Linked DNA regions of Homo sapiens: region 1 is linked to region 2. The links are chromatin loops, found by intact Hi-C in ENCODE. Cell type or tissue: heart left ventricle. All regions are shown on one strand. Each heading gives the region's core, and the rest is flanking DNA. Links, peaks and the distances in the headings are about the cores only.

What was found. Hi-C counts contacts between places; a loop is a spot of excess contacts. Peaks named below come from ENCODE experiments on the same cell type or tissue, not always from the same donor. Only the 100,000 strongest peaks of a DNase experiment are listed, where the experiment ranks them.
Region 1: a loop joins it to region 2, with 2.1 times the contacts of the local background. A loop is called at or near these places in 4 of 110 quality-filtered maps.

What each region holds. Positions count from the first base shown.
Region 1 is chr5:57,393,267-57,396,183 of GRCh38, reverse strand. RMEL3 (enriched in melanoma 3) reads right to left here and starts at 1,077. Exons shown (of 4, transcript NR_186596.1): 1 at 1,006-1,077. In heart left ventricle, for the core only: no CTCF peak of the experiment used is centred there; no DNase peak of the experiment used is centred there.
Region 2 is chr5:57,337,004-57,339,920 of GRCh38, reverse strand. No RefSeq gene overlaps it. Among named protein-coding and RNA genes, the nearest start is that of RMEL3, 57 kb to the left of the region's middle. In heart left ventricle, for the core only: CTCF peaks have their summits at 1,434 and 1,645 (motif pointing left); no DNase peak of the experiment used is centred there.

The DNA of each region.
Region 1 (2,917 bases), core at 96-2,595, 56 kb before region 2:
ATCCCAGAAGCAGGCCTGAGAAAATACAATCTCTCTCTGACCGTCTCCTGCCCTCCTTTCACCTGCTCCCTTTTTTTCCCAAGGCAGGCCTTAGGAACTAAAAATATACTCTAATTGTTCCCTACCTTTCTGTCTTGCACTGGCCAAAAAGAAATTCCCTGACCTACCTTGTCTGATTGCAGGTCATAAGACCCCATTTCAGAAGAGGTCCTGCCCCATTCCCAGGAGGAAGGAATGCTGCACAGAGAGGCCAAAAAGAATCTGAACAGACAGGCCTTGCTGGGTTTAGAGCATACTCTTCTTATCCAATCACATTTTGACACAGTTGTCTCTGCTTCAATTATGGACAATCAATGCAGCCTCCAAAAGAGGCCCAAAGGACAGGGTTCGAGGGCTTCCGGGGCGCTGAACACATGGAGGCTGGCAGGAAGGCGAAGAACTCACCCACCTGCTAGAGCAGGGGCACGTATCCCAACTCCACAAGGACAGCAGCTCCTGCACTCAGGACCATTCCAGACCTCACCCTATGCATGTTTTCATGTGGCTATTTATTTGCATCCTTTCAGATATCCGTCATAATAAACTGGTAAGCATAAGTGTTTCCCTGACTTCTGTAAGTCACTCCAGCAAATTAATTAAACTCAAAGAGGAGGTCATGGAAACCCCAACTTGAAGCCAGTCAGTCAGAAGTTCAGAAGGCCTGGACTTACGACTGGTAAGAAGGAAAGAGTGGTCTTGTGGGACTGAGCCCTCAACCTGTGGGATCTGATGGTATCTCCCAGTAGACAGTGTCAGATTTGAATTGGAGGACGCCCAGCTGGTGCCTGCTGCAGAAGCGATTGCTTGCTTGGTGTATAAGGGAACCCCCACCACCACATTTGGTCACAGAAGTCTTCTGTGTTAATTGTTGGGGTGTGAGAGAAAAGGAAAAACAGAGTTTACTCACACTCAACAGCAATACTTAAAATCTTTCCATTTATTTTCTTACCCACTTCTCTCACCTACCGGATCGGCTGTTCTCAAAATAACCTGAGAAACATCTCCAAACCTCTGGTTAGTTTCTTCTCCCCAGTTGCTTCCTTCATTTGTCCCCAGAAAGGCTGAGAACAAGTCTGGGAGAGTAAGATCCTCCTGACGGGGGCAAATGAGGGAAGAGACTGACCCTTGAAAGCTAAATAAACTCTGCCAATTGTACCAATGCCAATGTCTGGGTTTTGATAATGTTCTATAGTCACGCAAAATGTTACCATTAGAGGAAACTGGGTGAAGGATACACAGGACTTCCCCATATATTTTTGGTAATTTTCTGTGAAACTATAATTATTTCAAAATAAAAATGTAAAACTGAGACATAATAATAATAAATGAAATTTAAAGATAAAAGTTTTTTAAAATCTTAACCTATCCCAGACCTTTTTTTTTTTTTTTCATCAACTCAGCCGTTTAAGGAAGATAAGTAACAAAAAGTGTATTCAATACTCCAGGGGTCTTTCAGAAGGTGTTGAAGTCATTCTCCTGGAAGATATGAAAACTGAATGTGTTCTCTTGTGTGTGGGGTATGACTGAGGTATTATGATCCTGGCTAGGCAGACAGGAGGACTAATTCATCCCTCAGGGTGTCCTTTCTCCATACAATGTTCCTCTCAAGGGAAACTAAACAAATCTTTACTGAGAACAGAAGGAACTTGGAGGGTTATTGCCAGTCTAAAGGGGCTTTCCTTTCCCCACCTCAATCCATCCATATACATGCTGAGTACTTAACAAATTGAGAAATAAGATTAAAAAATACACTGGGGCAATTAAAATGTAAACTTATCACTGCTAAGGCCGATATTGGAAGATGTTGCTTATATTGCAATCCTGGGGCCTCGTAATACTGATCCTCTGCAGGCCTCCCCACATAGACTGCATGCTCTCTGGGGTGAGTTCACACCCAAGAGAAAAAAAGAAGGGAAAAGGCTGATATACAAGTGTCCAGTTTATCCTTCCCAGGTCAACAAGCAGATTTAAGTCATTCTTCCTCCCCTGAGTGAGTGAGTGAGTGGCCAGGTGTGTTACAGTGGAATGCCAATCACATGACAGCAATCAGAGTGAAGGAAACTCCCCCATCACTACTGTATCCATTTCCTAGGGCTGCCATAACAAATTACCACAAACTGGGTGGCTTAAAGAACAGGAAGTTACTCTCTTACAGGTCTAGAAACTGGAAGTCCAAAATCAAGGTATCAGCAGAGCCATGCTCCCTCCGGAAATTCTAGGGTAGGATTCTTTCTTGCCTTTTCCTAGCTTCTGGAGACTCCTGGCAATCATTGGTGTTCCTTGGCTTGTAGCTGCATCACTCCAGTCTCTGCCTCCACTATCACACGGACTTCTTCCTTCTGTGTGTGTCTGTGTGATCACTTGGCCTTCTTATAAGGGCACCAGTCATTGGATTAGGGCGCACCTTAATCCAGTACAAATTCATCTTAACCAATTACATCTGCAAAGATCTTATTTCCAAATATGGCCACATACTGTGATTCTCAGTGGCCATGAATTCTAAGGAAACACTATTCAAGCAGTCACCGGCCACCAGAAAGAACAAGTAGGTTTATTATCCTTTAGAAACATGTTTTTTTCTAAAGGGTATAGCAAACAAAAGTCTACCGTCATAAATCTTTTCTCTCTTGAAGCATCTTTATATGGGAACTCTGATTTAAAAGAACATGACCAAGGTATTTACACTATCCATGAAGCAGTATTGTGTTCTTTGAAAGTGGGCTTGGATTCATTGTAAATGTATATTTCAAACTCTACGGCAAATACTGAAAAAAGTATAAAGATAAAAGAAAAGAAGCAGAATAACCAAAATGCTCAGAAATGGGGAAACATGAAATCATATAAGATGCTCAAGTAAAACCACAAAAGGCAGGAAAAG
Region 2 (2,917 bases), core at 318-2,817:
ACCATGAACACACATTATAAATTCATTAATAAAAATTTTTTCAAAGAATGTGAATGCTCAAGATGATACAGTGTAAAGTAAAAAATGCTAGACTAGTACCCAGGAGACCTGGACTCTATCACTTACATGTTATGAGATCATGGCGAGACACTTATTATCTTCTGGGATTTTGTAGCTGTAAAATAAAGGAATGAATGCCTCCCAAGCCACCTCACTGGGTTTATGTGAGGGTCAAATGAGATTATAGAGCTGCTTTCCAAAGTACAAAGCATTATACAAATATAAGATATCATTATTATTACTGGAACCAGGTCTTCCTTGGTTGTTTTGGCTCCTGGAATCACAAAAGAAGACTGAAAAATTTGGCTTCAAGAATCAGGAGTCGCCTAATAGAGGGAGTAGATTATATCCCTTTTCAAGTTAAAGCCCACATTATAACATCCTTCACTTCCACTCCCTAATTCCATCACCATAGAAAATAAAGTCTAGGCTGGGTGTGGTGGCTCAAACCTGGAATCCCAGCTCTTTGGGAGGCCAAGGTAGGAGGCTTGCTTGAGCCCAGAAGCTGCCCGAGCAACCTGATGAGACCTCATCTCTACAAAAAATTTTAAAAATTAGCTGGCCATGTTGGTATGCACTTGCAGTCCCAGACAAAGTACGACTCTGAAAAAAAAAAAAAAAAAACTTTGGTCTAAATCCTAATCCTCCCCCTACATGTTCAACACCAATAGATGCGATGTCACAATGTGCTATGTACCAATTAGGATAGAGGTGAAAGATCCCAGCTCTATCTGATTTCTCTAATCAGAAGAGGAAGCTGTGCAAACATTCAAAGGCAAAGAAGAATACCTCTTTGCCACTTGGCCCTGTCGATAAATAGGAAAACTCAAGATGTCAGAGAAAAGGGCAAAAGCCAAGAATGGTTTTGAACCCTCTGGGGATCAGGCCTCTGCCCCTGGAGCTGAATGTCATGTGCAGTTAGCCTCAAGCCCAGCTAACCAGCTCTCTCCAGCCTCCCAAACAGTTTCTGTTGCATTAAAAAAATCTGTTGTAAACTGGTGCTTGAGAGGCTCACCTATTAATCTTTTCTGAAAATGTCACTTTTACAGGTTTTGCTTTGTAAGAATAAATCAATATTTACTCAGCATTTATTGTGTGTAAGGTTCTTTGAAATATGTAATCTTGTTTATTCATCAAAACCTATAAGAAAGCTACTATTCACCCTGGTTTACAGTTAAGAAGCCTGAGATTCTGAGAGTCCTGCCGGAAATGCTTCATCATTGTTCTGCCAAGGTTTGAATCCAGGTATCCAGCACTAGATCCAGTGCTTCTTCTCTTCATCTTGGTACTCCAGAAATTAAATTTGCCATGGAATATCCTCAAACATTGAGACATCATATGTGAAATATTTAGCTGCAATATACAAAGAGCCACAGTAAAAGCAAAATTCACACCGTGAATCAGATACTTGAGGTTAAGGCATAAGCTTAAAATGCAGATAACCAGAGGCAGTGTGGGCAACAGTTAAACTCCACCCTGTTCTGCCCATCAGTGCTGGAGGTGATTATGGCCCCTCCTAGGGTCACTGCACACGGTTGTGCAGGTTGCATGCCAATTCACAGTATATATGAATGGTGCCCCCTACAGGTACCAGTGCACATCCTCAACAACTGTCTGCAGCAGTCCAACTTCCCTTTAGGTATCACTTGCAATTGTGACTACGAAAGGTCAAAGTCTAATTCTGTTTGGAAAGATAAACTCACCAAACTCTATATTCAGTGAATTTGCACTGTTATTCAAGGTATGTTGGAGGGAGACAAAAAAAAACTGTGGAGTTTTGCTCTTGTTGCCCAGGCTAGAGTGCAATGGCACCATCTCAGCTCACTGCAACTTCTGCCTCCCAGGTTCAAGCAATTATCTTGCCTCGGCCTCCTGATTAGCTGGGACTACAGGCATGCGCTACCACGCCCAGCTAATCTTTTGTATTTTTAGTAGAGACAGGGTTTCATCATATTGGCCAGGCTGGTCCCAAACTCCTGACCTCAGGTGATCCACCTGCTTCAGCCTCCCAAAATGTAGGGATTACAGGCATGAGCCACCACTCCCTGCCAAAAATAATTTTTAAGACTAATTTTAGCCTACAAATTATCTGTGATTTTGTTATTTTAGGTAAGTTGGAGAGGCTAACTAATAAGAGATATAGAAACAACCATCACTAAATGACGTATTCAAATGAACACTGAAGCCCAACACATCGCTTTACAAACAAATCACACTCCTTGTCCCAGACCTAGCGCTCCAAATTCCCAAAAATCAAATAAGTGTTTTTTGTTGTTGTTGTTTGTTTTGCTTTGTTTTGGGACAGAGTCTCACTCTGTCGCCCAGGCTGGAGTGCAGTAGTGTGATCTTGGCTCACTGCAACCTCCGTCTCTTGGGTTCAAGCGATTCTCCTGCCTCAGCCTCCTGAGTAGCTGGGATTACAGGCACGTGCCATCACACCTGGCCAATTTTTGTATTTTTAGTAGAGACGGGGTTTTGCCATGTTGGCCAGGCTTGTCTCAAACTCCTGACCTCAGGTGATCCGCCCACCTCGGCCTCCCAAAGTGCTGGGATTACAGGCATGAGCCACCACGCCCAGTCCAAAAATCAATGTTCTAAACTCATCCAAATCTCTGACACCCAGAGGAAGTCAGGGAATTAGGTCATCATTGTCAGGGCTTTGCATTTACCTCCCGAAATTCAGGGCTAAAGGAACTGAACCAGGGTAATTCCAATCTCTCAAACCCTACAGCAGCTAACATCTTCCATGAAAACGGGAGTATCTGGTACCCAGACATCAGGGTTCCACTGAGAAGCAGATGGCACACTTGAAATAGCATACTCTCAGGAGGATATACTTGCAAAGCTGTAGGCGTAG